2 separate regions of the Homo sapiens genome follow, and region 2 is linked to region 1. The links are chromatin loops, found by intact Hi-C in ENCODE. Cell type or tissue: ascending aorta. All regions are shown on one strand. Each heading gives the region's core, and the rest is flanking DNA. Links, peaks and the distances in the headings are about the cores only. Region 1 overlaps RXFP2 (relaxin family peptide receptor 2). Region 2 has its middle 140 kb from the start of FRY-AS1.

What was found. Hi-C counts contacts between places; a loop is a spot of excess contacts. Peaks named below come from ENCODE experiments on the same cell type or tissue, not always from the same donor. Only the 100,000 strongest peaks of a DNase experiment are listed, where the experiment ranks them.
Region 2: it touches region 1 in a loop (2.6-fold over the local background); 1 of 110 quality-filtered maps calls a loop at or near these places.

Annotation. Positions count from the first base shown.
Region 1 is chr13:31,740,896-31,757,559 of GRCh38, forward strand. The region is part of intron 1 of RXFP2 (relaxin family peptide receptor 2); the gene reads left to right. Among named protein-coding and RNA genes, the nearest start is that of RXFP2, 9.7 kb to the left of the region's middle. In ascending aorta, for the core only: no CTCF peak of the experiment used is centred there; a DNase peak (open chromatin) is centred at 9,312.
Region 2 is chr13:31,881,899-31,898,562 of GRCh38, forward strand. It overlaps the pseudogene EEF1DP3. Among named protein-coding and RNA genes, the nearest start is that of FRY-AS1, 140 kb to the right of the region's middle. In ascending aorta, for the core only: no CTCF peak of the experiment used is centred there; DNase peaks (open chromatin) are centred at 8,971, 9,332 and 9,702; H3K27ac peaks cover 5,274 bases.

The sequences.
Region 1 (16,664 bases), core at 4,734-12,733:
TCAGAAGTTCATGTTCTATCCACATTTGAATATTCAATTTTATACAATTTTAAGAATATACAGCTACAAAGCAGGTTCTTAAGACATGTCATAGAGCTCATCTGTGCCCTTAAAAAGTTCTTTAATGTACGGGACTATAACCACAGTTTAACCAATTTTACTATACTTTTGCTTTTATACATAATGCATTTAATTGATTTTGCTTAAACCGTTTATGAGATGAAAAACATCTATTACTAAAATAACATTTTGTGATTTACCATAATGTAAAGTCACCCTTTAAACTAAAAAAAAGTTCAATTAATAATTTTTGTTTGATTTTATTTCTAAGTAAAAGCCATATTTCAAACTCCTAGTACCAACCTAACAAATATTTATTGATTATAATCCTGGAAATTTTTATTTTCTAATTTTATATTACTTTTGACTACTAATTTAAACCTTTATGTTTAAAATGATTTCTTTTCAAAGCAAGACACATTAATCAATGCTTTGACATTTTATTCCTACTTATAAAAATAATAGAATTTGCTCTATAATTAGTAAAACTCTTTTCTTTTTCACAACAAAATTGTGGACAATTAAAACGGTAAGGCTTTTCATAGTAACCAAAGAAAGCTCATTTAGAGTTGCCTAAGAGTAAAGGTTGTCTTTTTAATTTAAATAATATTTGTGATAGACTCTTAGGCCAGATCTAAACAAAACATAAAATTAGAAATTATGTGATCGTCTTTTCTTCTCTGACCATCATCACTCTGGAGTGCCTAAGGAATGAGTGATTGCCTTAAGCTACAGGCACTAACAGACAACTATGCATAATGTATCTTATTATTATTACGTGTGTTTTATCATTAATTTATTCACTGTGTATCTCTGTTAACCAGCTTCAAACTACTTTTTAAAAAACATTTCTTAATGGACAAATTAGGAACCATATTACATATCAAAAACATGGGCTTATGTAGGAAATTAAAAGCATGAAGTATTGAGACTGCTACTTGGTAACTACCAATTGTGTTTTGTGGAATTTCAACCTGTTGAAATATGTCCATAAAATTCATGTAATTGTTAGTAACTATCTTGCGTTAACGTAATTAGACTGGGAACTCCAAAGCCACAGGCAGATCTAAAAACAGTATCTGTCTCTAAGAGTAAACATCTCTAAAATAAAGTTATTAAACATAACTTTAAACTTTTAAAAAACATTTCTTAATGGACAAATTAGGAACCATATTACAAATCAAAAACATGGGCTTATGTAAGAAAGTAAAAGCATGAAGCATTGAGGCTGCTACTTGGCAACTACCAATTGCTACTTAAATAATTTGCTTAACCTCCAAAATAGGTTAACCAAAACCGGGCCCGAACAGTATTTTGAGGGGAGCAGTGTTTGACTGCCCCCTAGTGGCCAGACTCAAGGCATGCCTGGCATGGTCCTTTCTTACGGATGTCAGTTTCACTTGGCCACTCTGACTTGAGAAAAGGTTTTCCATCTGAATTTTAATTTCACAACTTTATATTCATGCTGTGGATAGTTGTGAAAATCAATTATGTTTCAGGCCAGTCATCCCGAAGACTGACCTGCTTGCGGGCTGAATGAAGCCCACTGTGAGGGAGGAGGAAAAAGATTGGGAACATGGGAGTTAAAACCTTTAGAGATGTGTTATCTCTGAAGACGCCAGCTAAATACATCTCACAACAGATGCTTACTCGTGTGTTCATCTTACTGTGAATAAATATGACCAGATGTAATCAAAGAGTTTTAAGGCCTCTCACTTGAAGTGACAAAATTGCCTGCCATGTGAATTTTAGAGGCAAAATTGGGATGCTGCTTTCTAATAGGTTGGTATCGAAAAATGGCACATTTTTATTCTGGAATATAGTAAACCAAATAAAATTCAATTAGCAAAGAATGATTTTGTATAAATAGTTATGCAACAAAAAATGCAACTAATTTTTAGCAGTACATATCTATTTAAGAGCCCAGAATGGCTTGGTTTATTTATTTGGTAAACATATAACAACATTCTTTGGGTAAAATGAGTGTGCTTGTTTCACATGTGAAGTAGTAGTGGCATTAGAGGCCTAATTATCTAAAAACAAAAAATAAACCTCTCATATGCTTTACTCACCCGTACTTCCAGGTTTTTGCATGTATTTTAAAAAATTAAGTTTGCAGTGAAGGTCAATGTTGTTATCAGAAAAGTGCTCCGAAGCGAAAATAAAACAGCTGATTCAACAGTCATGTGATAAACAGACTTTTGAGTGTTTTAAGATGTAAAAAGAATTGAGATTGAGGCCATACGCAGTGGCTCACACCTGTAATCCTAGCACTTTGGGAGGCAAGCAGATCACTGAAGTCAGGAATTCAAGACCAGCCTGGAAAACATGGTGAAATCCCATCTCTATTAAAAATACAAAAATCAGGCAGGCATGGTGGTGCACACCTGTGGTCCCAGCTACTCGGGAGGCTGAGGCAAGAAGATTGCTTGAACCTGAGAGGCGGAGGTTGCAGTGAGCCGAGACTGCGCCACTGTACTCCAGCCTGGGCGACAGAGCGAGACTCTGTCTCAAAATTAAAAAAAAAAAAATTAAAGAATTGCGATTGAAAATTTAACTTTATTACAAAGTAAAAAGCCTTTACAACATGTTCAATGTGATTGATAAAGTTCTAGTCCTCCTTTCCCATCCTCCCCCTTCCCACTGTTCTGACTCGGGCCCCCTTGCTCCTGTTCAAGCCTCTCGCCTCTCCTTCCCATCTTTATTTATTCTCCCCTCCTCCCTGCCTCTGCAGGCATCTGTCTCAGATGCTCTCCCGGCCTGTCTTTTCTCCATTTTCATGTCTCGCCCTCCTACCCCCATCCCTATCTTCTTGCTGTCCTCACCTCTGAAATCTCCCTTCTGCTCACCTTGGGCCTGCTCTTCAGCTCTCTTGCTCTCTGAGTTCCCATATCCTCCAACTCTGCCTTTGTCCTGGCTACATCCCATTCTCGGTAACTCTCACACCTGCTCCATCCTGATTGGTCACATCTGGCTTTTCATTTCCACCTTGGAATACATCTATCCCTAGATTCGCCCCCTTAAGTATTCCTGTCTCTAATCACCTCCTGTCTTTGCCGAGCTCCCTCCCCAGGGGCTTCCTGGATCTTCTTTGTCTCCCTTTTTTGGCCTTTGCCTTCTTTCTATTATTTGTCTCTATCCCACAGTCTCCTGGCCCGACCAGTGGTCACCATGTCTGTTGCTTGCTAGAATACATGCCCAAATACCACCAAATGAATATTGTATCTCTGTATTACTTCAATACTGGTGTGCTCTCTTTTTCTAGGTCCAATGATTTGTCTACAATTCTAAAATCCAGAAAGCTCAGAAAACTGAGTTGATCACCTTTGCCTACAAAATCTGGTCAGAATTGGCCAGGAGCTATTTAGATTCTTTATGCACTTATTGTAAAATTTCATACACTGTGCTATAGAAAAATGTTCATGTGTTTGCTTAGGGAACTTTGCCCCAGGTCAGTAGGAAACTATATAGTTCATAGCATGTGCATTAACTTTCTAAAATTCTAAAAAATGTTATAAATTCTGCAACATATCTCTCCAAAGGGTTTCTGCTATGATGGTACAGATCTCCATTAGCCATGCCCCTCTACAGATCACCAACTGTTCTGTGCCATATTATTCTCGAGTGGCATAATGGCTATTTTATTTGCCCAAGGAAATTCAGTGTTAATAGAATGTGTCTGATGAAGGAAAGATAATTTTAACTAATTCTCCTTTTCTCTGATTCCAGTTTATTTTCTATTCAATTGCTAGGTTTGTTTTTGTTTTTTTTTTCAGTGACTATATTTTTTATTTGGATCATTCCAACTGCGTTTAAAGCTGTCTGTTTGGGGTTTTATAAACTTTCATTCTTATTTCATGATATATTCCTTCCATTAGTTCTTTGAGAATTTTAATCACGCAGAGTTTAAAATAGTCTTTAAAGCTCTATCAGCTGGGCGTGGTGACTCACACCTGTAATACCAGCACTTTGGGAGGCTGAGGTGGGCAGATCGCCTGAGGTCAGAAGTTTGAGACAAGCCTGGCCAACATGGTGAAACCCTGTCTCTACTAAAAATACAAAAAATTAGCCAGACGTGGTGGTGCGTGCCTGTAGTCCCAGCTACTTGGGAGGCTAAGGCAGAAGAATCGCTTGAACCCAGGAGGTGGAAGTTGCAGTGAGCCAAGATTGTGCCACCATACTCCAGCCTGGGTGACAGAGTCAGACTCCATCTAAAAAAAAAAAAAGCTCTATCATCTCTTTCCCAGGTATGAATTCCCCCTTTTTGCGGAGCCCTGGACATTTTCATAAAGTTGGAAGAATGTTTCTCCTGCACACAGCTCCTCAAAGTAGTCTCAGAAGTACTTCCACATAGCCCAGGGAGTGTTCAGGTCTGAACTGTCGCATCTCAGAGGTTTTGCCTGTGGGTGAACCAGTTCCAAATCTCATGCCCATTTGCAGTGGTATCACCACTTCTTTCCTTGCTGGCCATGAGCAAGCATTATTTAAATCACAATCTTGGGCGATCAGAGTTATTCCATACCCCATGCTTTGTCAGGGGCTGAGTCCCAATGCTTGGCTTCATGCAGATCCCAGCCTCTGCCAGTTGGGCTGCACTAAGCCCCTTTCTCAAACTGGCATTGAACCCAGTTGCGATTGTTTCTGCAGTCCCGGCTCCCTGCAGAACAAGTGGTTTTACGTCCTCTCGCAACAGTGGCCTTTTCTGAATTCATGTTCTATGGAGAGCTTTCTCTCCTACAACCCAAATGTTTTCATGAAAAAGCATAGTATCAGTTTTTTCTGTGTCTGTGGAAGAGTATGATGTGAGAGCATATTCAGGGTTTTCTCACAATGGATGACCTTGATCCAGAAGTTCAGCAAAGAAGGTAGACTTTGTCCTTCAGACTGTCCGTTTTCAAAGATTGGATATGGGTGAACATACAGACACCAGAGATCTGGAGTCGTGAAGTAAAGTGCTACACAAACGTTAAGAGATTAGGAGACGGGAGGCAGCAGAGCAACAAGGATGCTGGATTTGGGGTCAGCAAACCCATGTTCAAGTCATAGCCTTGACCTTGACTGGCGTTTGGCCTTCGGCATACCAAATAACTTCTCCGCTTCATCCACAATACTTACATAATTATCGAGTTTCCAAGAACCACTTGTCATGATGTCAGAGACATAGATTCCAGAACTCCAGCCCCTGATGATTCAATAGGTCTATGGTGGGTCATGGGCTCTGCACATTTAGGAAGCAGCCCAGGTGATTCTGATAAACCTGTTCAATGGATCATACACCTGGAAAAACTGGCCAAAATATACATGGGCTTTTTTTTCTTTGAGATGCTAATTTTTGTTATATTCTTTGTATGTATCAGGATTGCTAATTGGATTCACCTGGATTGTTTGACACATTAATTCTACTTGAAACGGTGTTTTAAATTTGGGGGCAATGAGGACAAATTAAGTATTTGGTAAGGGAATAGCTGAATCTACATTGTCTACTTATCAATATAAAGTTTCTTAACAAATAGTATAGTTCAAAAACTGTAATTAATATGCTAGTTTACCTATAGAGCAGACTTGATGTTAATTACCACTCCCACCTTTAAGAGAAATTAATAAACTCATAAGACAAATGGCTAAGGAAGAATCTCTTCTGATTTGGGGCCAGATTCTACTTCTTATTCATCACCTGGCTTTCTTTATCCAATTTTTTATTCGATTATAGCTCAGCCAGTAGACATTGAATAGGTCATTGCCTCTTTCTCTCTTTTTCTGTTATTCACACCTTGCCTGGGACATTCTGTTTCAACCCCACAGGCTAAAAAATAATATATCTATTGCTGTAGATATTTCTACTCATAATTTCCTTTCATGTAAACCCATGGTATATAAGAAATGTAGAAGACACTGATTCTCTTTCATTCTGCCTTAAGAGCCACTGTAAAAGTATTCCCTTAAAAGCCTCAAAATTCAATCTGAGGGTGAGATGATAGTTATGTAAACTTTCTTATACATAGGAAAAGGATAATAATCTACACTGAGTGTTACAGGAAAACTCTGTTCCCTTATTTGAAGCCATTTCCTTTTTGGCTGTTTCCTGTTTCCCACTTTAAAATGCCACTCTTACTGTAATAACTAAAGTTAAAATTAACCACTTGGAAAAATAAATTGCCCTCCCTAAAAGCACAGGGTTGTGTACATGCTGTTATTTTTGTTCATTTTACCTGTGAATTGTAAGTTTTGAAAAGAATAAAGCATGAGAAAATTACCTGTGCTGTGACCCGATTCTCAAAATTATATGGGCCACCTTACCCCATCCTACATAGATTCCAGCTGAAAAATTAAGAGAGGCCCTTTGCCACCGCTCCTCTTCCCTAGAAAATGGCTTAAAAAAAACAGAAGATGTTGCCAAGCAAGTTTTTCACTTAAAAAAACTGAACCATTGGTGTAAGATAAATGAAAAAAAGAAAATGAGCATAATGCTTCTATTACATGCACTCAACCCACACTGACATCATCATCAGCAGATGTATGCCCAAGTTTGGCCTAAGCTTCTGACATGGATTATCACTGAAGCACTGATGTGCTCTCCACTCCTACATATGGAGCTTTAGGTCTTTGTGGCTCACTTACAGAAACGGCATTGCTATTCCGGAAAATGTTAATTAAGTTCAGACAACAATTTTTGAGGCATCTGCTATATACTAAGAACTGAAAACTTTTCTAGCCATTGAGAGAATCAAAATTAATAAATTCCATTACTTTTAATGGCAAAAACCACAATTTATTTTGCACCAGCTTAATAGTATAATAATAATGACATGCTATAAATATTACATAGAGGTATGTGCAAGATGGTTTGGGTAGAAAAAAGGGAAAGTTTGTACTGAGGAGTGGTTTTGAAAAGTCTCAGTAAAGTTTTTGCAAAAATGACTTCTGAGATGATCATCAAAGAAATAGGAAATACAGAGAACAGAACATGCTACAATCTTAGTATCTTAATTATCTTAAAAGTCAGAGCTGCAAAGAATGTTTTCCTAACTGAATACAAGATAATTGTAAAAAGTGAAGGAGAACTGTCCACTGGCCCTGCTTGATCTGAAATCACTTTGGATGTTGTAGTTTGCTCATTTTCAAGACTATATGGTATGTCATTGAGAAATATTCCACAAATGTTTATCCGTTTTATTTTTCAAAGACACTTGGATTATTTCTGGCTTGGGGCTATTGTGAATAATTCTGCTGTGAACATTCTTGTATGAATCTCTTGGTGCACATGTGCATGAATTTCTATGGGCATTTACCTAGAAGTAAATCTACTGACTCGTAGGGTTTGCACAATTTCAAACTTAGTAGATAATGATAAACTGTTTTCCAAAGCAGCTGTTCCAATTAACACTCCACCAGTGTATGAGGATTTGCATGATTTTACATCCTCACCAAATAGTGTATCATTGGGTTTTTTATTTTTAAATTACACCCATACTAGTAATCTTAGTGATATTTTATCATGGTTTTAATTTGCATTTCTCTGATTATGAATTAGATTTAATACCTTTTCAGATGTTTTTCGTCATTCAGATATCCTCTTTCGTTCGGTACCTATTCAAGTCTCTTGCCCATTTTTCTATTTACCGTTCATTTTTCTTTATTGATTAGTAGGACACCTATACGTTTGTTAATTACAGACCCTTTGCAAATATCCTCTACTCTGCAGCTTGTCTTTGCACTCTCTTAATGATGACTTTTTTTAAAAGACAGGCCAGGCACTGTGTAAAAATCTCGCCTGTAATCCCAGCACTTTGGGAGGCCGAGGCGGGCAGATCACGAGGTCAGGAGATCGAGACCTACCTGGCCAACATGGTGAAACCCCATCTCTATTAAAATACAAAAAAGAAAAAGAAAAATTAGCTGGGCGTGGTGTTGTGCACCTGTAGTCCCAGCTACTCAGGAGGCTAAGGCAGGAGAATCTCTTGAACCCAGGAAGCAGCAGTTGCAGTGGGCCAAGATCGTGCCACTGCACTCCAGTCTGGTGACACAGCAAGATTCCATCTCAAAAAAAATAAATACAAGGACGTTCTTAATTTGTATATTGTCTAATTTAGGTATCTTTTCCTTTATGATTAGTACTTTTATTTGGCTTTTCTTCTTTGTATTCTCCTTAATACATCTATCTCACAGTCATAAAGATTTTTTCTTATGTTATCTTCTAGAAACTGTATTGTTTCTCCTTTCATATTTCAACCTATTATCTATCTAGAATTGAGCATCACCTCGCCTCACTCCTCTGTGGTACAAATGATTACATATGTGTCTGTCTTCTTCCAAACTTTCTATTCTGTTCCATTGGTCTATTTTTCAATCTTTCCACCAACATCACACTGCCTGAACTATTGTACCATTATAATATGTCTTGCCATACAGATAATGAGTCCTCTCTCCTTGTTCTCCTTCTTCAGTGGTAGCCTGGCTCTTCGTGTTCTTTTGCATTTCCACATGCCTTTGAGAATCAACTTATCCATTCCTACACACATACTCCTGGGATTTTTATTGAGATTTCTTTGAATCTATAGATTGATTTAGGGAAAGAATGAACATCTTTAAAATATTGTCCTCCACTTATTTATGTTTGTAATGTCTTTCACTAATAGTATATACTTTACATAAATGTCTTGCCCATTTTTTGTTAGACTTATTCCTAAATACATGACCCTGTTCATGCTGTAGTAAAAGGTGTGATTTTTAAAATGTTTCATTGTCTAATTGTGGCTGAAATATAAAAATACAATTGACTTTATAGAAACTTTGCAAAATTCACCAATGCTAATAATTTATTATTTTAATATTCACAGTCATATTATTTATGAATAATCACAGTTTTATGTCTTCTCTTCCAATATGTATGCCATTAATTTACTCTCCTTGTTTAACTCCATTAGCTAAGCCCTCCAGTACAACAATGAATAGATATAGTAATAGTGGACATCATCAGTCTCAAAGGGAAACCCTTCAAAACCTCACTCATATGCTGTGGGGTTTTATAGATAACTACACTTAATTAAATCAAGTAAGTTACCTTCTATTTTTAGTTTGCATAGTTATTTTAAAGTCAGGATCTGGCAGTTCCATCTCTGGAGCCTCTCATAAACGGAGTTAAAAACAAGTGACAAACTGCAAGAAAATATTTGTGAGTCACAGAACAGAGGACTAACCTCCCTAAAGAATTCTGGTTGCATTGCCCATTTCCGTTTTCTCACACATGGTTCAAAACACTGGTCCTGACTATTGCGTCAGGAATGAAAGTTTCACCGTCTCATCAGCATGAATTAGATGAAAGACAATCTTTTCAAAGGAATACATTTTTCATAAAGCCAAATGTATTCCTTTGAAAAGATTGTCTTTTCTTCTGTAGGTATAGTCTCTCTAATTTTTAACACTAAAATACTACTTTTCTAATAAATCAATGTTAAAATATATGGTAACTCAGAGTTTTAAAATCATCCTTATTTAACAAACTAAAACATTAGTGACTTTTGACAGGTTTCTCTAAATTCTTTAATTGAATTTATTTGGTCTAAGAAATGCAAAAATCTAGAAACCTCTGATCTAACGCATGTCAGAGATAGTCAGTGTATTGACAAAGAAAATGGAGCTGATGAATTAAGGAGATAAAGAGGAAGAAAAGGAATTTTTAGAAAATATGGAGGGAAAAAAGTTTTTAACCTGGGGACAAAGGTTGGATGTGTCAAATGCAGAAAACCAAGCAAGATGAGGACTATGAAAGAGCCATTGGATTTAGTGTCAAAATGGATGACAGTGATTCTGGTGAGAAGAATGTCAGCGGAGCAGCAAGGTCAAGATGGAAGCTATGGATTTAAGAATGAAAGTGTGGTAAAGAAGTGGAGACATTGACTTACTTGTATGGTTCTTCTGAGAAATTTAATTGTGAAGGGGAGGAGAGTATATCTCAGTTTTACAGGCAGGCAGATATAACAGGATTTAGGTTGGTTGACTCGTTTGTTTTGAAGATGGGAGCTGTGCAATAGAGAGACAAAGATATTGAAAATAGCTGGGTGCAGTGGCTCATGCCTGTAATCCCAGCACTTTGGGAGGCTGAGGTGGGTGGATCATCTGAGGTCAGGAGTTCAAGACCAGCCTGATTGACATGGTGAAACCCCATCTGTACTAAAAATACAAAAAAATTAGCTGAGTGTGTTGGCGCATGCCTGTAATTCCGGCTACTTGGGAGGCTGAGGCAGGAGAATCACTTGAACCCTGGAGGCGGAGGTTGCAGTGAGCCGAGATCATGCCATTGCACTCCAGCCTCGGCAACAAGAGTGAAAATCCATTTCAAGAAATACATATATATTATATATATATACACAATATAGGAAAGAAAGGAAACAATGAATGCAGAGTCTGAGAAAGCAAGGTCGAGGTGAGCACAGAACATAGATGGAAGGCTTTACTATAGGAAAGACAAGAGATCTTCATTCTTTGTGCATCACAAAAGAAGAATCCAGGGACCTGGTCTAGTCCTGTGCAGTTTCCACACACTCAGCACGAGCAGTCTATGTGGATGGTACCCACGCTTATGTGAGGTGGGTCCTGCCCAAACATACACTGCAGCCTGGGATGCAGGTACATTCGTAAGTTGATGGGAATAGAATCTGGGATAATTCCCACTCAGAGGAAGAACAGCCAGTGAAAGTTCCATGGGACATAGCAGTCAATGAATCAGAGAAGAATTAAAAGAGAGGTGAAGGGACCAAGGTACCACCTTCTCTCCACATTTCTCAAACCAAGTTCCCATCGGGCTTCCCCTTGCCTGTCTCCTTCACAATCCCCCTTTCCATGGTCTTCTCCCCTTCACCCACCACACTGCCCATTCTCTCCATTCACTCGCCTCAGGCAGGCTTTAGGAAGAAGGTAGTCTCTCAACTCATGCAGAACGAGATGAATTTTACATACTGAAAGGTAAGATTTTAACCTAAAAGAATGCATCTCTAAAGGTGGAGTTTTGGCAGTTTACCAGTCAGCAGAAATAATACTTTTGGAAGAGAAGTCTTCCTTCTTCCCTTAAATCCCTTATAACCCACCAACAGCCACAGCATTCTGTTTGTGACCCACATAAAGACACCCAGGCAAGGAGGATGTGGGGCTGACATCCATCCCTGGTAAGGATGAGGTTGGCAGTTTGAAATTCTCTTTTTTTCCAATGTAAATGAAAATGTATTGAGCCTACACTCTGTTCCACAAAGTTAGGCAGCATTTCCCCAAATCTGTCTTTCAAACATTAGGCAGTCATCTGAAGAAGGAGGGGGGTAATATTTTCTGCCCCCTCCCCCCCAAAAAATCTGTGGATAGGGTCCTGAGGGACTTTTACCAGCATGAAGTGTTTGCTTTGTCCCAGAAGAACACGACAGAAAATAGAGGTTGGGAGAAATTCCATTAGGGCAGGAATCTCTGAAGTGGAAAGGAGGTGGGGTAAATATGTGTGAATGAAACTGGATCAAACTTCTGAATATAACGATTGATGTGGCCAAGAAACACCATCCAGGCGGGGAGTACCAAACAGTTGCCTGAAAGGGTAAGATTGCCAAGTTTGGAAAACAACAACAACAACAACCACCAAGAGGCCAATTTCTCTTCGCCTACCTTAGCATTAAAGCCTTTTAAGAAAGACTTTCCTAGTTTTCTCCAAACAAACAACAAATCATCTATCCAACAAAGGTGGACTTTTAGTAAAATTGACTCTTCGCAGAAGTAGGGGCAGGCTCTGGCCAGGTGCACTCCGCTGATGGAGCTACTTCTCCTTGGCTTCTCAGTGGAGCCGCCCGGGACAGTGCTGCTGCCCCCCTCAGAGATGCCAGCCCCTGAGTTCTTGGTAGTGATGGACGCTGTCTGCTTTGCTGACTGACAACAAACTGCGGCACATAGTAGGCACTTAGTTAACATTTCTGGATGCTAAATGAATGTTCCCTCTGGTGCTGCAGTTAGTTGGCTCTTTGGAACAGATGGCAAGGCTTGCCGGCAATTTCTATAGCCCCTCTGAGGCACCATTGCCATCCTTGGTGACCAGGTCGTCTGACTTTTGTTAAACACCACTAAGCGTGATGCACTCCTCCTTGGCCTATACCCCCCTGGAGCCATCGCCCCTGGTGTTAGAGCCAGAACATCTGGCTGAGAGGATACAGGCTTTCTTCAGCTTTATGTAGGACTAGCATTGGCAGAGAAATAGAGAAAGCAAAAAGGGACTTGTATATCTCCATCAATTCTTAAACTGAGGACCTGAAAGATGATTCTCACCTGTTGTTTCCCAATAATCCAGGGAAAGTGTTGATGGGGAGCAAAAAATAGCCTTGAGCAGCAATCCAGTTGGCTTTAAAAGGCCATCTAAACGTCATTTTAAAATCTCTTGGCACAGACACGTCCAGAATATTGACCAGAAGACAGAAGAAGGGTGACTACTGAGCAATTCTCTGTCGTATGTTCGAGCCTCCTCTCAGCTGTGTGTTTGGCAGAGGTCCCATGGAAACCACTGCAGAAGCCATCAGCACTGCTACCATGCGGGCATCCTCCATTTTTATAATCCCCAAGCTTCAGTAAAAACTGTCTCTTTCCACTTCCACAGAGAGCAGGAAGAATAGACCACAGAATACACTTTCTACAGAGAGCTAGTGATTCTTTTTTCACTATGTACCAAGTACAGCAGGGGTTCTTAATTTTTATTTAATTTGTATAATGACAGAGTGGAATGATAAATGAAGTGCATGGAAGACTAAAAAATAATTTCTCATCAGAATAACAGCCTAAATCTGCTGCTTTGGGAAGCTTAAATTTTGAAAAGTGCTCTTCCTTCAATTCCTTTTTTTTTTATTTCTAAATGGCTCATTAATTCACATGTTCACTTAAAAAGTTACTGAGCACCAAGTAAGACATTAAGTTAGACAATAGAGATGGAAGCCACAGAGAGAAAAGGGTGGGGAATACATTGTATTCATTTATTCTCCTTATACATAAAATTTGTGCTTTGAAATGTCTTCAGGAAGATGCCACTCTGGGGTGGAAAATGGGGAATGACAAGAAATGCAGTCGGCAGGTTCTATTCGTACATGTTCAGTCTCTTCCTCCCCTTCTTTGTCCACACTTGTTAGATGCAACTCAATCTTTTTTCTAGGGAAAAGGAAACCATCTTGATGCCTTTTATTTGTGACAATTGATTGCTTGTTTGCCTCTGCCGCCTAGACGTTCTGCATATGTGAGATGGGCATTTAGTTAGGTCCAGCCCTCAAAGAACTCACAGTCAGCTGGGCGCAGTGGCTCACACCTGCAATCTCAGCACTTTGGGAGGCCGAAGCGGGTGGATCATTTGAGGTCAGGAGTTTGAGACCAGCCTGACCATTATGGTGAAACCCCATCTCTACTAAATATACAAAAAATAGCCGGGCGTGGTGGCGTGTGTCTGTAGTCCCAGCTACTGGGGAGGATGAGACAGGAGAATTGCTTAAACCCGGGAGGGGGAGGTTTCAGTGAGCCGAGATTGTGCCACTGCACTCCAGCCTGGGTGACAGGGCAAGATTCCATCTCAAGAAGAAAAAAAAAAGCAACTCATAGTTATTTTCATAATAAACCCTGGAAGGAAACATCACATGCCACCTTCAAAAGATCCTATTCACATTGCCTCACCTCTCTATTTCAAAATTCTCTTTAATCGAATGCTTAATCGCTTCTTCTAAACATTAAGAAAATATTGTTAGGAGATTGTAAGGACATTTTCCTTGGTTATTTATCATTTACAGTCCTCCTTCAGCTTTCAAAAGAGATTTGAAATAAAATAAAAATCATACATGTGATATGGCTTTTAAGATGGAATAACATAAAGAAGTAGGGGAAGCTTTTATTTTAGTCCCTATTATTTCTTTCAGAGAAGTCACATAAAAAATCATGAAATGCTGAGGCACAGCAAGCTTCCATTTTACATAGAGCTTCCTTCTTAACATTCTATTTTCTTACATTGTATGGAAATTGCCTGTGTGCCGACATCAACCCAGGGTTACCATGGGCCAGGCACTCTCACCACTTCATAAGCATCAGCTTGTCTAGTCCCCAAAACATACCCACAAGGGAGATGCTCTCATTAATTCTACTATAAATGTGAGGAAACTAAGATTTAAAGAGGTTAAGTAGCTTACCTGAGGTCACACAGCTAGTGAGTGGCAGAGAGAATTCTAATCCAGGTCTGAGTGTCTCTGAGGTGCATTATCACTAACGAATGTGTTTAAATAGTGGGTCACATCCCATTAGGGGATCATGAAATCAACTTAGAGGCATGTGATCCCTTCTCAACTGAATAAGATAGAATAGCAATGATCAAAGCTCATCCCACATAACTTTAAAAGAGTGATATTTCGGGAAATTTTGTTTTCATTATGTGGATGTGGGTGTGGGTGTGGGCATGAGTGTGCGTGGGTGTGTGCTAGTGTGTGTGGGTGTGAGAGTGAGTGTGGGGGTGTAGGTGTGTGTTGGGAGCGTGGGTACGGCTGGGTGCATGCTGGATTGTGATATAAAATATATTTCTAACTGCAAATTACTGCCTTAAAAAATTTCTAAGCCACCACACAAAGATATATTGACTCTCTCGTTCATGTTCCAAACACAGGAGGACTACTCATTTTTATAAATCTGACTCCTATAGAAATCTTTACAAGCAAGAAATTAAGGGATTTTAAAATCTATGACACAGTATGCCTCTCCCTGCGTGAACAGGTTTAACAAGCCAACCCCAGTGCCATGCAGTGGAGAAGTCTTCCTAAAATAGTCACAGACTTGACTGGTCTTATGCCTAGCTGCCGGTAGTAAATCTTTCATCCACTACTGCAGCAATAGCAGAGAAAATGATTTTTGCTTTTGTAAGATCAAAATTCCAATGAGCAGAAAAGCATCCAAAAGCCACGCTCTGAGTCTTCCTCCTCAGTCAGAAAAGACCCAGAGGTTGTGGCCACACCAGCCTCCGAAGTGTGCACCAGCACACCCGGCTGACCCCAGAGAGGGCCAGAGGCTCTGCTTTTCCGTGCTTGCGGGATCTCCAGGGTCATCAGGACTAAATGACTCAAGCTGAAATGATCTACTCATCCTAAAAGCTTAATGTGCATTTGTAATTCAGACATAGCTTTGTTGCCTAAACTCCAACCCCTGCCCTTTAACAAATGACATCATTTGTTAATGAGAGCAGCAGGTTCTACCTCCTTTAGGAGAGTCTCCTGAGGGGCTTCTCTACAAGGCAGCATTTGCTTGAAGGGCTCAGGCCTCACAAGAGCATTTTCCCAAGAACCAAAGTAGACGTGCCTTCGTGTTCTCAGTCGTTTCCTCATCTTTATTTGGGGATATTAACGCCAAACATACACAGTTGCCATTAACATCAAATCAAGTAACTAGGAAATGCCCAGCACAAAGTAGATGATGTTCCTACTGAAGTTTGTTCCTTATCCTTCTGCTATGTTAAAAATATCATCTCCCACACCCGCCCAAGGGAATTCTGGGTCATGATGCTAGCCTTCAGCCAAAGTGCGTGGTTAGGAGCACTTTGCCCACATCCCTCATTCCCTTCAATGAGTCATGATGACCTATAGACATTCCTGTGTCTACACTCTCCTTAAATCAATTTCTGTGAAGTTCCAATTTTTTTTTTTTTTTTTTGAGACTGAGTCAAGCTCTGTCGTCCAGGCTGGAGTGCAGTGGTGCCATCTTGGCTCGCTGCAACCTCTGCCCCCCAAGTTCAAGCAACTCTTCTGCCTCAGCCTCCTGAGTAGCTAGGACTGCAGCACGTGCCACCATGCCTGACTAATTTTTGTATTTTTAGTAGAGATAGGGTTTCACCATGTTGGCCAGGCTGGTCTCAAACTGCTGGCCTCAAGTAATTTCCCCACCTCGGCCTCAAAGTGCTGGGATTACAGGCGTGAGCTACTGCACCTGGACAGGACTCTTTTTAAAAAAAACATGACTTCTGTAATTTTATTAGCCAACTTAAAACATGTCTCTTTATTTTCTGAAAAGTATCCTCTCAAAATTGAAAGAATATCTCTTACATTTAAATTGCTAGAATTGTTTTGGTCATCCTATCCATAGATATAATACTTTTGTAAATGTCGATTATATTTATTTTCTTTAATTTCTTATTCAACTCAGCTGTTATTCAACTATCATTGGTCTTCTCTTATGTACCCTGCACCAGAAGATTGTTTCTAACTAGTCCTGATTTATGCTCCTTGAAATGCAGATTCCTGAATTGATTGATAGTCTCATAGTGCAATGGCTAAGGGTGGGCCTATGGGGTCAGAGGGAGGATTCAAAGCCACCCTGTGTCACTTCCCAGACAAACCACTGCACACAAGATATTTAACTTCCCTAATCCCAAAACATGAAGGATAATATCGCCCATACATAGGCTGGCTGAAAGATTAACAATGATAACCACTGTGTGAAGTGTCTGGCAAACAGTAGACCCAGTAGACACGATAGATGAGTGTTCAATGTTCAATTCTAGTTCCCCTCTTTCTAATGTGTTCCAGGATTTCTCTCTAACTCATACTTAAACTCTCCTTTTGCAGGTATATTTT
Region 2 (16,664 bases), core at 5,118-13,117, 140 kb after region 1:
GTGTAAGAGCCTTGTTGAACCCCAGCAATATGATTCCCCAGTTCAGTTAAAATGATCAACTGAATATAAAAGTTTGCCTCAGCCACTGAGCAAATTTGTTTCACTTTTCTGTTATCTATATGATGATGATTATTTTATTTCATCGTCTTCCATGTGTGCTGAAATGCCCTAGAAGTCCAATTCTTCTTGTCTTCCTCTCAGAGTAAAGTGAGGTGGGAAGAGAATCCCAAGTGCAATAGGGTATCTAGTCTCAAGAGGCAGCACCACCCCCTGAAGCACAGCATCTTCAGTGACCTTTCCTGGCTTAGTAACTATGTGAATGTCTGTTATTCAGAGTTACCAGATTTCAACAACCAGAGAAAAAGGCACAAGCATTTCCTATTTCCATTCTCTAGAGATTTGCTTTGTTAGGAAAGCAAGACTCTTAGTTTCTGTCACATGGTGTATTAAGTTTTATTGTTGAAGAGGACGTTATCTTGAGACCAAGAATGCAAACAAGATTCTATATTAGTTCTAAATTGTAGATGGCCCAGTTTATCCAGTCTCATGTTTTAAAAATGAACACAGCTCAATGGCTTGCAAGTTGCTACTTACAGATAGTTTCTTCCCATTGTTTGAGAGCCTTATGTCACATTATTAACTAAAATAAATTCAAGATAGATTAAAAGAGTTACATGCAGAAGAGAAAACCATAAAAATAAAAAAGAAAATATAGGTGAGAAGCAAATCTTAGCTTGAGGAAAGCATAAAGTCATAAAAGCAATGAAAAAAATTGCAAAAGGAAAATAGATACATTTAACTGCATTGATAAATGAAACTGCATACAAAATTTCTACATGTTAAAAATATGATAACATGTAAACACAAATTAGTCAAATATTCGCAACAAATGTGATAGACAAAGGCTAACATATGATACGGCTTGGCTGTGTCCCCACCCAAAATCTCATCTTGAATTATAATAATCCCCACGTGTCAAGGGTGGGACCCAGTGGAGATAATTAAATCATGGGGGTAGTTTCCCCCACACTGTTCTCATGATAGTGAGTGAGTCCCCATGAGATCTGATGGTTTTATAAGGGATTTCCCCCTTCACTCAGCTCATTCTCTCTTGTCTGCCACGATGTAAGACGAGACATTGCTCCTCATTCGCCTTCCACCATGACTGTGAGGCCTCCCCAACCATGTGGAACTGTGAGTCAATTAAACCTCTTTCCCGTCCGGGCGCAGTGCCTCACACCTATAATCCCAGCACTTTGTGAGGCCCAGGCGGGCAGATCACGAGGTCAGGAGTTCGAGACCAGCCTGACCAACATGAAACCCCATCTCTACTAAATGATACAAAAAATTAGCCAGGCGTGGTGGTGGGTGCCTGTAATCCCAGATACTTGGGAGGCTGAGGCAGGAGAATCGCTTGAACCCGGGAGGTAGAGGTTGCAGTGAGCCAAGATCACGCCACTGCACTCCAGTCTGGGCAACAGGGCAAGACTCCATCAAAAAAAACAAAAAAAAAAAAAACCTCTTTCCTGTATAAATTACCTAGTCTTGGGTATGTCTTTATTAGCAGCGTGAGAACACACTAATACAATATATAAATACATCTTTCAAATCAATTTAAAAACCTTACTATCTTAATAAAATAATGGCAAGAGACATGATTAGAGGTATGATTTTTCTTCACAAAGAAAAAATGTAAGTGGCTAACAAATGTGAAATGGGTCATTTTTAGTAATTAAAGAAATGCAAACTAATGTAAGATGAATAGGATCAAGACAGTTTCTACTATTAAACTGGGTTTTTTGGTTGTTTTTATAAGGTAACCCTCAATTCTGGCCAAATTACAGGGAGTATAAGGTGATACAGCCTTTCTGGAAAGTTATTTAGTAACAGGTGCTAATAACTTCAAATATGTAAAAGTAATGTGTAAAAGTATCAGTAATTGCATTTATAGGAACCTGTCCTTAGAAAATAATTAGAAATGCCAGTACAGATTTGTATACCACAGTGTTCACTGCAAAATTATTTGTAGTAGTGAAAAATTGAAGATCACCCAAATGAACAACTATAAGGAGTTATTTATATAAATTATGGTTCACCAATACTGACATTATTGCTGACATTAAAAATTAGGAGTTTGAAGAATATTAAAATGGAAATATTTATTAAAATGTGTTCAATGTAAATTTGGCACCTTGTATAATGTGTCATTGTATAAATTTGTAACAATGGTATAGCAGTGTTAAATATATGTGTATGCACTGAGAAAAGATTAAATGAAAATCAGCAATGTGTTAGAAACAGTTTTCTCTGGATGGCCAGATTACAAGTAATTTTAATTTTCTTTATACTTTTCTGCCTGTTCCAAATTTTCCAGAATAGAAGTATGTTATTTTTATAAATGGAAAGAAAGTTTTTAAAGAACTGCGTTGCTAACAAAACAGATTTATTATGAAGAACACTCTTCAACTTTCTCCATAAACTTTCTCCTGACACTGTCATTCACTTCATAGTTAATGACTCCATTTTTCCTCCATATCTATCAAATTACCAACTTCTACTGTCTCTCTCTTCAATGTCTCCTAGACCTGGCCCTTTCTTTCCCCTCCTGCAGTCAGCCCAGTAGTTTGGCTTAGCTCCTCATTACTCTTGGCCTGTTTGGAAGACTTCTCTGACTCTCCATTGCTCTCAGTTTTGAATCCTGAACCCAGCCTGGGATGCATGATTCTCAGTAACATGCTTCTCACCTAGCTTTTCACATTAGTCCTCAGACTCCCTTACACACATCAGCCAGACCCTCACACCCCTGTGCTTTCACTTCCCTGTGATGTTCCTGCTACTAGCAGTGCACTTCATTCATTCATTCATTCATTCATTCAACAGACATTTACTGAGCAAATTTCAGAGCACTAGGCACTCTGGGGTACAAAGATGAATTAAACAAAAGTCTCTGCCTCCAAGAGGCTCCAAGTCATGTTGAGGAGACAGACAAATAAACATTTGTGTGAAAAGTGTGAGTTATGTTATTAATGTGTTATCCACTGGTGAAACTGTGATTCGAACCCATGTCTGTCAGCCTCTAAAGCCATGTTGCTTCAGGGTAAGGAAAGAAAAGCAACTGCACTGGTCCGATATGGCTGGCACCTGGGTATCTGTTGAGGAGCAATGGGAGATGAGTCTGCAGAATGGTTGTGTGTGCCATGCTGAGGTATTAAAACTGAATCCTCTTGACAACTAGGATAGCAATAATTAATCGTTAATACTCCACACCATGCTCTGCTCTAAGGGCTTTTGCACATGCTGGCTCAGCTAATCCTCACAATGACTTTATGAGGTAAAACAACTTCATCTTTTCATAGATCAAGAAACCAAGGCACAGAAAGATTAAGTGATTGGCACAGTGTTGCATAGTAATATCTTGTTTTATGTGTTTAATTGTCTTGTCTCTGCAAATAGATTGTAAAACATGAAAGGTTAGAGGCCATCATGGGCACTTTTGTATCCCTAGCAGGACTCTATTCATGACCTAAATACACATAATGCACACCCAGTAAATATGAATTGAATTGAATTAAAAGCCTTCAAGGTCTTCATGAAATACTCTTAATTGCTCTGATTATTATCCAGACCTATATTTTGGGGAGGGGAGGGGGAAGGTAGAGAAATGAAGAGACATCTTAATTTGACATCACATGTCCTTCAGAAACAAATGACATATCTGTGTTAACTGAACTCACAAGGTAACTTCCAAACTCACAGAATCACAGTCTCTTCAGGTTGATAGCCATCATAGCAGTCGCCTTGTTGAAACTCCCACTCGTTTGAAACTGTAACTTGACTGGAAGGCTCTAAGAACATGATTCTGGAATGTGAGGGACTCTAGCTTTTTAAACTCACTTGTTCTAAGCCTGTAACTTTTTGGGGGGAAAGAGTGAGCCCTGCCGGTCAGATTCCAACATAATAGGGTCACAGTGTGTAGGTTTAAAGGGGATGCTATGCAAATGAGCATTTATTTCCTGTTTGAGCCCAGAGATAAAACAGGAAGCGTAAAGTGCATATTAAATTTTGCATTATGGGAATCGGCCGATTGAGCTGCACCGCCATAATAGGAATCTCACTAAAGACTTGCATGCCCGTGTGCACAAAGAGTGGAATATGTTAAGCCTTTTCTCTTCACCCCTCACCCCCTCTCCCTTGCTCACACATGCTCACACATGCGGGAGGAGCAAGCTGCCATGAGGTCATGTAAGGACACACAGCACTTCTCATTCCAACCAGATCATTGCATTTGCTTTAACAGGGCAAGAGGGTGGAGAGGACAGATGAGAGAACAGCGACATCACATACCCTCTCATCCCATGGCTTTGTAGTAGCTTTGTCTGTCACAGCCCTGCCCTCATCTCACAAACCAAAATCATCCATGGCCTCTGGGGCTAGGCTTGACAAATGCCTCCTCTGTAATAACAGTAATCGCAGCTAACGCTAATTGAGCATGCCTATCAGGTGCATGGGTCTGTGTCCTTTCAGGAGGTGGATACTTGTAACCCTTGAGTGATTCATTGTTCCAGGCTGCACTTACCAATTGCAGAAACTAAGGTTCAGAGAAGTTTAGTGAATTGCCTGAGGTCACAGAGCCAATAGATGGAGGAGCCCAGACTCAGGTCCAAGCTTCTTGCTCCAAAGCCCAGGCTTTTAGCTTTCGCACTACATTTTCTTGGTTACAAAACCTCTGCCCTCAAAATTCTCCCTGCCTCCATCTCCAGCCAGAAATCATTTGCTCTTGTTCCAAATTCTCACAGTGCTTTATCTATGTTTCTTTTATGGGGCTTACTGGTTTTAACATCTTATTGTTGTCATTTATATAAAGTATTCACTTTTCCTGTTCGAGTGTGGGGCGGGGGATAGAGATAGAGTCAATTTCTTATTCTTTGGTGTATTTTCCACAGCACCATATGTAATGGTCCTTCAGACAAGGAAAAGCCAGGATGTTTCTGATCAGATCTGCCCTGTCTGAGCACCTGTACCTCAATAGGAATTTGGGAATGCATAAAACTACCTGTAGAATTTAACTCAGATTTCCTAAAGAAAAGTAAAGACCTAGCTGAGACAGACCGAATCATGTTTCCCCTAATAATAGGCAAATCACATATCATGGTCCACCTTACACTGACTGTCTCTTCCTTCAAGTCCCCATCCCTTACTGTCCTAGTGTTCTTTAGTGTCCCAGTCTGCTCAGAACTCTTTTTGTTTATGGTTCACATTTGCTGATCCTTTTCTGCAGGTCTCATTCGTTTTGTGGCAGAGTTGAAGCTTCCTTGCATCCTTTATGGCAGGCTTCTGAGATGCTTCCCTCTCACATTGCTTCAGATTCAGACTTTAAAGAATCTAGTCGTCATTAGCTTGCTTTGAAGTTCTTGTATTGTATCAATTTATACACCACATGGATTTTAAAACATTCCGTGAGATGCCTGCTGCAGCTGTTTATTGCACCAAGAATACCCCCACCTCTCTCTCTCTCTCCTCCCTTTCTGTTTCTATTCTGTCTGTGACTCCCTCTTCCCTCTCTGTAAGGCTGCTTCTCTCTAATCTTGTTTCTTGGGCTCTGACAAATGAGAATGGATTTAAGTTCATATCCTGATCTAGTTTTTGGCAGAAGAGAGCTGTTTTGAGGATGAACTCAACTCTATAATTCCTCCCACATTCCACCCATAAACATTTTTCTGGATGTGTTGCTCAAGGTTTTTCTGTTTTTCTCTTTAATCATTTCATAATCACTCAGTCTAAGCTGTATGGTGACAGTATTTTGTTCATAATTAATCATATATATTTGCTAATAAATGAATCAGTGGGGAAAACAGGAAGGAAAGAAACTAGAGACTCCAGGTTCACTGGGACAAGCAGTGTACCCCTACTCTTCAAAGTACAACCCTAAACAGGCCATCCAGTCATAATACCACCACTTGGGACCCATTCCTGATGAATTCAGTAAATCACAAAGGTGCTCATCTTTGTCTTGAAGTCAGTCTTGATGTTTGTGCTATTAATGGAGCACAATCTGCAGCTGGCCCAGATGTTGCTGACACCAGCCCTGCCTGCCTCTGTCAGCATAGCAAAGATTCTAGCAAATCTGTAATGTTGTCCATGCACCTTGGTGCAGAGAGTCACATACTGCTCCCTAAAAGGAAAATGATATGGTTCCTTCTGTGTTGTATTTGCTGGAAAAGGCTGGAGACCAAGAAGTTCCGAAAGCCAGGCTGCCTTGGCCCCTTGAGTGATAACATTCTTGCTCCTGCGACCATGTCCTAAGGGAATTAAATGCCCTGACCGTCCCATGGAGATGAGGTTCTGGAAGAACCCCTCAACCCTGCTGGTCCTGGTGTTCCATTACTGCCAGGGCTGAAGACAGAGGTCCAGTCTTGCCACTTGTTGAAACTCAACAAGACTACAGAGAAGTGGCACAATACGGCCACTTCAACTGCCAATGCCGCTTCACTGGCACTAGCACTGGACCAGGTCCTGCTGGTTCCCCCAGGCTGCAGTGGTTCCTCAAGGGCAAGAGCTCTGTCACAAGGGCACCAGTTGCCTGGCTATCTCATTTCACCTACACTGTCTGAGAGCATCATCCTGCTGCCCACCAGCATCTGCCTTGGAGCAGATTCTAGAATAAAGCACTTCATGGACCTAGACTAATACACCCTTGAAAGTCTAGCCGTTGGTATAGAGGCAGTTCCCTTGGTCCCATCTCCTCCTGCCTTCAGGGGGATTCTTCCCTTAGGCACCTCCGTCCTTTCTTCCATCTAGCCTCTGCCAAGGTATGTTAATAACTTTGAGAGGGAAGGGACTGGGATTCAGATCACTTTATTTCAAAAAGATCTCTCTGCTTCCAAGTAATCTAGTGGGTGCGACTAGAGGCATGGGAGAAAGACTCCACTCAACTCTTCCTAGGCCTGTGGAGCTCCAAATGTTGGCACATATAAGGGAGGGAGTAAAGCCCCTCCGGTCATCTGCAGGGCTGAGCTCAGATCATGGGTCGACCCAGATGCATGGTCATGTAAGCCATCGTCTGTTTGCCTGTAAGTGAAGGGGGAAATCCTTGTCATTGAGTTCCACAAGTTTCTTCCAAGTACATTAACTTTTTATTTCTATTCATCTCTTTTAGGAAATTATTATTGATATAAATTGATTATAAGTAAATATTTGCAGGAAAAAAATATGCATATATTTTGAGGCAGAGTCTTGCTCTGTCACCTAGGCTGGAGTGAAATGGCATGATCTCAGCTCACTGCAACCTCCACTTCCCGGGTTCAAGCGATTCTCCTGTCTCAGCCTCCTGAGTAGCTGGGACCACAGGTGTACACCACCACACCCAGCTAATTTTTGTATTTTTCGTAGGGACAGGGTTTCATCATGTTGACCAGGCTGGTCTTGAACTCCTGACCTGGAGTGATCTGCTCACCTTAGCCTCCCAAAGTCCTGGAATTACAGGCATGAGCCACCGTGCCCAGCCAGAAAAATATTTTTAAAATTTCCACATACAGTTGGCCTTGTGTATCCTTGGGTTCTTCATCCGTGGATTCAACCAACTGTGGATTGAAAAAAAAATATATATATATATATATATACGTATATATATGTATATATACATATATATACGTATATATATATGTATATATACGTATATATACGTATATATATATGTATATATATATATATATTTTTTTTTTTTTTTTTTTGAGACGGAGTTTTGCTCTGTTCCCCAGGCTGGAGTGTAGTGGTGCGATCTTGGCTCACTGCAAGCTCTGCCTCCCGGGTTCATGCCATTCTCCTGCCTCAGCCTCCTGAGTAGCTGGGACTACAGGCGCCCACCACCACGCCCAGCTAATTTTTTGCATTTTTTAATAGAGACGGGGTTTCACCATGTTAGCCAGGATAGTCTCAATCTCCTGACCTCATGATCCACCCACCTCAGCCTCCCAAAGTGCTGGGATTACAGGCATGAGCCACCATGCCCAGCCGAATGTCTATTTTTTTAATGGATTTTTTAATGTGTTTGTAGTAAACATGTTGAGACTTTTCTTTCTTGTCATTATTCCCTAAACAATACAGTATCACAACTATTTACATAGCATTTACATTGTATTAAATATACATAATCTAGAGATGAATTAAAGTGTACAGGAGGAAGTGCGTAGGTTATATGCAGATACTACACTATTTTATATCAGAGACTGGAGCATCTGTGGATTTTGGTATCTGCAGGGGTCCTGGAACCAATCCCTTTTGAATCCCAAGGGATGACTATATATAAATTTTTGATGTATAAAATCTTCTTTTCCAAAGAATGAACAATGTCATAATCTAACACTTAGCCTCTAGAGTTAATATAATAAATAGAAACTTTAAGTGCTGCAAGCACTGATTTCCACATGGTAGACTGTGACCCACTGGTGGGGTATAATCATCATTTTTAATGACATAGAAAGAGAATGTAGTGGAACAAGACTGGACACAGTGGCTCACACCTGTAATCCCAGCACTTTGGGAGGCCGAGGCGGGCAGATCACTTGAGGTCAGTCAGGAGTTCGAGACCAGCTTGGCCAACATGGTGAAATCCCATCTCTTCTAAAAATATAAAAATCAGCTGGGCATGGTGGTGGGCACCTGTAATCCCAGCTAATTGGGAGGCTGAGGCACAAGAATTGCTTGAACCTGGGAGGCAGTGGTTGCAGTGAGCCGAGATCATGCCACTGCACTCCAGCCTGGGCCATAGAGTGAGACTCAGTCTCAAAATAGAAAGATGAGTGCTTTACACCTAGTATGGCTAAGTGTTATTTCATGAAACTTTTCAGTTGTCTGTTTATATAAGTCTGTATTTATGTAAATCCATCCATGCACATACACAGGTCACCCATTTGCATGTATCCCGTAGGTCCTGGGGCCCTGTGTAGAAAGCAGGTCTCATCGTGGATCACAGTCAAGCAAACGTTGAAAGCTGCAGCTCAGGAGGCTCCTCACGCCCCTGCTATGCCATCTTTGTCACTACTTCCTTCAGCCACTTTGGATTCTGCTTCCCTTTCTCTAACTTCCAGATGCATCTTTCTTCCCTTAAAGCCAGTCATGCATTCCAGACTGGTAGTGCCATCTTTGAGCCCTTTGTTTTTTTCATTCTTGCAAGATGACTGAGGGGAAGAACAGAAATAGCGATACACGGACATTAGATAAATGGCATTTTATCATTCCCACTTGAATATCATATTAAAAATAATTCCTGTTGCTATTTCAAGATGTTGCTCAATTTAACGTGGTATTTCTGCTGTTCAAAGTGCATGCCTGTAGCAGTGCATAATGCATGCTAGTGCTTTGGTACATCGCCCTGCCTGAGTGAGTTTTGCAGATAGTCAGTCGTCTGCCTACATATTCCTTGAGAACAGTCAACCTGGAGAGGCCTAAAAATGCTTAGGAATGTTGAAGAATGGCCTTTTTTTTTTTTTTTTTTTTTTTTACTACTGAACTCCTTGTTCGGAGGTGCCAGTGAACAGACCATAAAATGTTTGTAAAATGAGGAAACAGTTAAATTTTCTACTAAGCACCAGGCACTCAAGCATGTGACTCCACTTATGGCTGCTGATAGCATGCACAAATGAAAGGCTATGAGGCCTTCTCCTAGATGCCAAGCCTCCTGTCAGTGCCTAGCGCATTTGGAGAACATTGCTATCAGATACAGTAATTCATTTCCTTAAGACGGAACCCAGAGTTGAAAGGAGGTTAAATGAAAAGGAATGCAGCAGTGCCAGGTTTCCAGCCCTTTCCTATGTGCTTAAATATTAATAGACACTTGGCATATAAGCTTGTGTAGCTTTGTAATCCCTCAGGATAGTGGCAGGGCTTTGGGTTGGATATGCATTCTTAATTCCCCATTGGCTTGTCTTTGGTTACTCAGCATGTTTCTATGTCCTGAGACAATACTGTGACAAATGAGTGTAGTCTAACAGGCAGAAGCAGGTGAAGATGAATTTCTTATGAACTACATTTCTTATTAAGTCTTCTGATCTACATAAAATATAAAAGGAAGATAATACCTTTCTAAGACACCTTCCATACCTTTGCTCGTGGAATTGAACAGAACTCTATTTAGCTGGGAAGTGAAGGAGATAGAGGCTTTGTGTTTTGAATGCATCAAAAGTATTGTTTGTCTGAAAGTAAAGATTGATACAAAAACATCCCCAAAGCAAATTAATGAAAGGGGATTATTTCCCAGGGGAAGGTGAGGCAGAAGGCTTGGATTCTGTGCTCTGTATCAGCCAGGTGACCTTAGCCTGGCCGCTAGCTCTATGAGGCACAATTTCCGCATCTATAAAGTGTCGTACAAAGCAGCTATGAGTATACCGTGAGATGCACACATGGAAAGGCTCTGGACCCTGAGCACCATGTCACTGTCTTATTGTCTCATTAACAAAGTTATATAACCCATATAATTTAACATGGAAGGCCATTCTGCTCTTTCACTCTCTAACACATGGGTCTCTATGATTAATAGCACAGAAGAGGCCGGGCACAGTGGCTCACATCTGTAATCCCAGCACTTTGGGAGGCCAAGGCAGGTGGATCACGAGGTCAGGAGATCGAGACCATCCTGGCTAACAGGGTGAAACCCCGTCTGTACTAAAAATACAAAAAATTAGCCGGGCGTGGTGGCGGGCGCCTGTAGTCCCAGCTACTCGGGAGGCTGAGGCTGGAGAATGGCATGAGCCCGGGAGGTGGAGCTGGCAGTGAGCCAAGATTGCACCACTGCCCTCCAGCCTGGGCGACAGAGCAAAATTCTGTCTCGAAAAAAAAAACAAAAAACAAAAACTAGCACAGAAGACTGTAAAATTGCATGTTGTGCTGTCAGGCCTCTCACTTGCTCATTTGAGACTTCATAGTGCCTACTGCACAGGAACAGCCTGTAAATTAGCTTTTCTAATCTTAGGCACATATCAATTATTCACCAGCCCAGCTCCTCTTGTACTTTATCTTATAGAATTCACTGGCAATGTTGCACCATGTTTCTAAATCTTAATCTGAAACTGATACATTAATACTAGGTTTCAGTGGCCTTAGATAATTCTGCATGTCAGCCGATTCTGAAAATAATTTTTTTCTTTTTCCCTTACTTATGTGAAACTCTATATGAAGGTTAAGAAACAAACTGGTGGCTGTTATTTTCTACTTTTCAGTATCATTATGAGATCATACATCTGACATATCAGCCATTTAGCTTTTGAGAGAGAACATAGAAGCAAGAATTTCTGCTTAAATTTATTTTAAACACCATGTTGTTTGCAGTGTTTAATAAAATAGTATAAAAGTGTTCACTGTTCTTTTCAAATACGTGTAATTCAAAATTACACATATTATAATTATTTTCATTGCATAAGGAGAAAATTATATACAATATCAATATCTGTTGTTTCCATATGTAAAGCATAATTAATTATGTTGTCTATGCCTGTCAGAAAACATAATATGAACATAAGAAATTCATCCTATTTACGTGTATTTTTTAATTAAAAATTTTTTTAAATCATGGATACAAGCAAAAGAACCACTTAATGTCATTAATGGGCCCTCCTGGCAGGATAGATAATTGTCCTCACAACACCTGAGATAAACGATTTGCTGGTTCCTGGAGAGATCTAGATAGCTCAGAAAAGGAACAGAGACTGCAATTACAATATTAGTAGTATTAATGAGCATGTGTGTGTTATCCTTGGAGTGGTTGAGTGCCCCATGGTTCATGCTCAGCCTTCAGTATCTGCTGAATGACTTCTACTCTGTAGTCATGAAAATTAGATAGTGGATGATTTCTCATGAGAAAGATAACATTCTTACAGAGATCTCAGAACAGTGCCATTTGACATGCTCTGTGTTTATCAGTGTGTCCAAAGATGGGCTCATGAGTGCTGCCCATCAGTGATATTGCTTCTGATTAGCCTAGGTGGGGGAGAGAGTAAGTGAACTATAGTAAGGGGCTTTCATAGCCTGTGTAACCAGGTGTTAGAGTTAGTAACATTTAAAAAAAAACTAATTAAGGTTTAAGTATATCAAGGATCCAATGGAGAGGCCAGGCACAGTGGTTCACGCCTGTAATCTCAGCACTTTGGGAGGCTGAGGTGGGCAGATCACAAGGTCAGGAGTTCGAGACCAGTCTGGCCAACATGGTGAAACCCCGTCTCTACTAAAAATACACAAATTACCAGATGTGGTGGCACATGCCTGTAGTCCTAGCTACTCAGGAGGCTAAGGCAGGAGAATCGCTTGAACCCAGGAGGTGGAGGTTGCAGTGAGCTGAGATTGCACCACTTCACTCCAGCCTGGGCAATAGAGCGAGACTCCATCAAAAAAAAAAAAAAGATCCAGTGAAGGAAGTCAGCAGTATCATAAACAGTGTCATACTTGAACAACATGCAACATGGAACTTTTTGCCCACTTCTGGACATCTTCAGAATGGCAAATATATTCTAAAGGTGCATCTTCAGTTTCTTGTTAGGACATCACTGAGCATTTTTCACTCTGCCTTTGGTGAGATTATGTTGTATTAAATAAAATATTCTGAAACATTCTAATTTTCATGAATAACTGGATGTTATTTTTGACAATATTTATCCAAATCTTTCTGCTTCTTCTGAAGAAGATTTTCATGGTAAGAAATATTAGTTTGTTCAGTAAATTTTATACAGCATCTTTTTAAGCTAAGCACTGTGTTAGGGCTGGGGATACTGGTCACAGGGTCTAGAAAAGTGCTTGTTACATAGAAGATTATTGATATTTAGTGAATAATTGCATAAAAGATGGATCCTTGAGAAACTTGACAAATTCATAATCTAATAGCTGACTCAGGAGATAGGAGAAAAAGACATTTGAATTAAAAAAATCACAATGAAGCAGAAGTAAGGGCTAATAGATATCAAAAAGTACAGTAAGAGAGAGTAGCAAATGAAAATACCTCCAAAAGATATTAAAGTCAAGTGATAGATTTTATTGGCATTTACATTTACAAAAGTTTGCTTCAAGGGGTACTCAAAGTTATAGCAAATTATATTTGCAGGGAAAAAAAATAAAATGAGGTACATTCAGTATGATTTTTTTCCCAGAAACAACACTAGAATAGGAATTTGCATTTCTATGCAAAGTCTTAATTCCCAGTAGTTTTTCAAATAATGAACAAAAGCACCATGTTAAATCAGCCATTTAGCCACCATAAATTATAAACCTTTTTGTTGTGCAGATTAAGCTTCCTGCCATATCAAATTACATTTAATATGACGTGGTATTACCCTCAGTTCTCACCTTTATCATCCTTGCTATATTTTACAACAACTACTCAAAAGGTCAAATAATTCATGGAGTGGTAGAATTGAGATTAAGTTGTGATAGGCATCTTTGAGAGAGTTTTTGTAAATACTTGGGTTCCTTGATGGCTTATTTGAGGAACTCACATAGAATATATTTTATTCTTTGCTTTCTTTCTCATTTTGAATTGTTCTGAAGCAGGTATACAGATTAGAAACCTAGTATTGATCTTTCAATATTGGAAGACAAATCCTTCTATGGGCAACATCTCATCTATAATTTCACTTTGAATTCTAATAAAATTCAGTATAATTATATAAATCAGACCAGTATAAAGGACTGGTATAATTGCATATTTAAATTTTACTATTTGTGCCTTATTTGCCACAGCATTGCTCCCTACTGTTAAGTTCTTTGGTTCCAAGTGCCTAGTATGATTAATTTAAACAGGCCTGGGTTTGAGATGGGATCCATGTGTACCAGCTGTGTGAATTTGCACAATTTACCTAACCTCTTTTCAGAAGGAACCCCAATATTCCTACCTGTAAAATGAAAATAACAAGGTTTGTATGGGGACTGAAGGAACCAAGTGATCCTCATGATATTCATAGTACAGTGTCTTGCACATGTCGTGCGCTTAGTAAGTGTCAGTGATAATAGAGCAAGCTGCTGAAGTTGCAGTGTGCAGCCTGCACAGCTCACTGTGGCTGCCGTGATTAGCTACTGCATTTTTCTTTGGGAAAAAGTGATCTGAGATCCAAGCACTTGGTTTATCTAAGGCTTTTAGATTGTGACTTTAAGTTGGAGTTATAAATTATTGGAAACTTGGGAAAACAAATTAGAGATGTGCAGGGGTGGGAGAGATCTCTCTGAACTGGATCAATCAGAGAAACATCCTTAAAGATTTGATATTTGAAGAATGGGCAGGAGAAAGGGTATCCAAGTTAGGGAAAATGTTTTGTACTTACTCGAGTCAAGGTTTAAATGGAATTCAGTGCTGAGCTTGAAGAAAAGGTGTCTTTGTGTAATTTTGACTGGAAGAAAATCAGAAGGTAACTTATGATTTACATTTACATTCCAACTTCTTAAAATTACATTTTAAGAATGGATTACAATCTTGTTAGGAAGGTTCTTCCCTATCCCCAGCCCCTATGACCCTGAGTTCTAAAAGACTCACTATTCAGCAGGCACACATCTGAAATGACACTGTCCACCAAGTGAGGCCCATAAACCCTAGTCCTTGTCTGTGTTCCCGTGGAGGGGCTGAGGAGGCTCCACTCTGTGACTCTGACAGTTCTGGTGAAAAGAATGTCCCTGGCAGAGGAGGCAGCAAGGCTGTCTGATGGCTCACTGAATAGCCCTGGGAGTAAGAGCTGTTTCCCACCATGAAAACAGGGACTCCACCCTCAAAAGAAAGCAGCCTTCACAGCTGCTTAACTAAGTAGCCTCATGGGACTCCTGGGAGCTAAAAACCACAGCCGAGCTTTCTCCCCACAGGGCATGGCTCTAAGACAAGAAAAAGAGATAATTTTAGACCACAAACTTTGACCTTGTGAATAAAAGGAGAATAATGTAAATAAAGAAAAATAAGGTGGAAGTAACTCATAACAAGCAGAAAAATGGTAAGATATAAACCACTGGATCCTGAGATCAGGCATAGTTTTTAAAAAAATTGATAGTTTTTTTATTGATACATAATAGAGGTACATATTTTGGGAGTACATGTGACAGTTTGATACAGTCGTATAATATATAAAGATAAGGGTAATTGGGGTATCCATCACCTTAAATACTTGTCTTTTCTTTATGTCAGGGACAGTGGAATTATTCTCTGCTAGCTATCTTGAAATGTACAGTAGATTAATGTTAACTATAGTCACCCTATAGTGAGCTATTGAACACTGGGTTTTATCTCTTCTATCTAACTGTATGTTTGTACCCATTCAGACATAATTTTTTAAAAGTTCCCTAAATACTAATATTGACTATTGGAGACTTTAAACCTTAACCTAGATGTCATTACTTTTTTTTGGCTGGAGTGCAGTGGCGCAGTCTCAGCTCACTGCAACCTCCGCCTCCCAGGTTTAAGCAGTTCTCATGCCTCAGCCTCCTGAGTAGCTGGGATTACAGGTGTGTGCCACCACGCCCTGCTAGTTTTTGTATTTCTAGTAGAGATGGAGATGGGGTTTCACCATGATGGCCAGGCTGGTCTCGAACTCCCAGGCTGGCCTCAAGTGATCTGCCCGCCTCGGCCTCCTAAAGTACTGGGATTACAGGTGTGAGTCACTGCACCCAGCCTCATTACTTTTATTTTATTTGTAATGCTACATGGATTAGTAGCTGCTTAACATTATCTGTTATTTTGACATCTATTATTTCTTTACATTTTACTTTCAACAGACAGTACGTAATGCCCTGCATACTTCTACCACGAGCATATTTATTCCTTATGGCTGCTGTAATAAATTGCCACAAATTTAGTTGCTTAAAGCAATGTAAATTTCTACTACAGTTCTGGAGGTTGGAAGTCAACTGGGTCAGCATGGCTGTGTTCCTTCTAAACTGTAGGGGAATCCTTGTCTTGCCTTTTCCAGCTCCTAGAGGCCAACTGCATTGCCTGGCTCCTGGCCGCATAGACTCTGTCCTCTGTTTCCACGATCACATCTCCTCTGACTCTGACCCTCCTGCCTCCCTCTTACAAGGCCCCTTGGGCTTGCATTTAGGGCTCACATAGATAATCCAGAATAAAATTCCTATCTCAGGGTCCTTAACATCATCTGCAAAGTCCTTTTTGCTGTTAAGGTAACATAGACACAGATTCCAGAGATTAGGATTTGGACCTCTTAGGGGGGCTACTATTTAGCCTGCTACACTGAGGAGTGTGTGAGACCAACAACCTAGACGGAAATTGGACGGTGGAGAAAACGGTGAAGTGTTTTCTCCGTCGGAGAAAGTGGATGGAAGGTTATGCATGGTCAGTTTGTCCTTGTACAGAATTCTGTAGTCTAATCCATTTTATATGTAACAAATGAAAATGTTTTCAAGTATGATGATCAAAAGGAGTGAGTGTCTCCCTTAACATCCTATAAATATTTTAATACGTGGTCCAGTCCATCTTCCTCACTCACTCTGCAGTGTTTGATCCATTACCCAAGGTAACTGAGGGCCCACCACCTACTGGGTGCTCCATGAACCCCAGGCAAACCACAGGCAAGTCAGCTCATTTCCTCTGGGTATACAGGGTGTCTTTGTCTTATATTTAGCTTATAAATTGGTTGTCAGCTCCATTGCAGAGCAGTAACATGAACTTGTGGTTTAGCACATCACATCCTTTA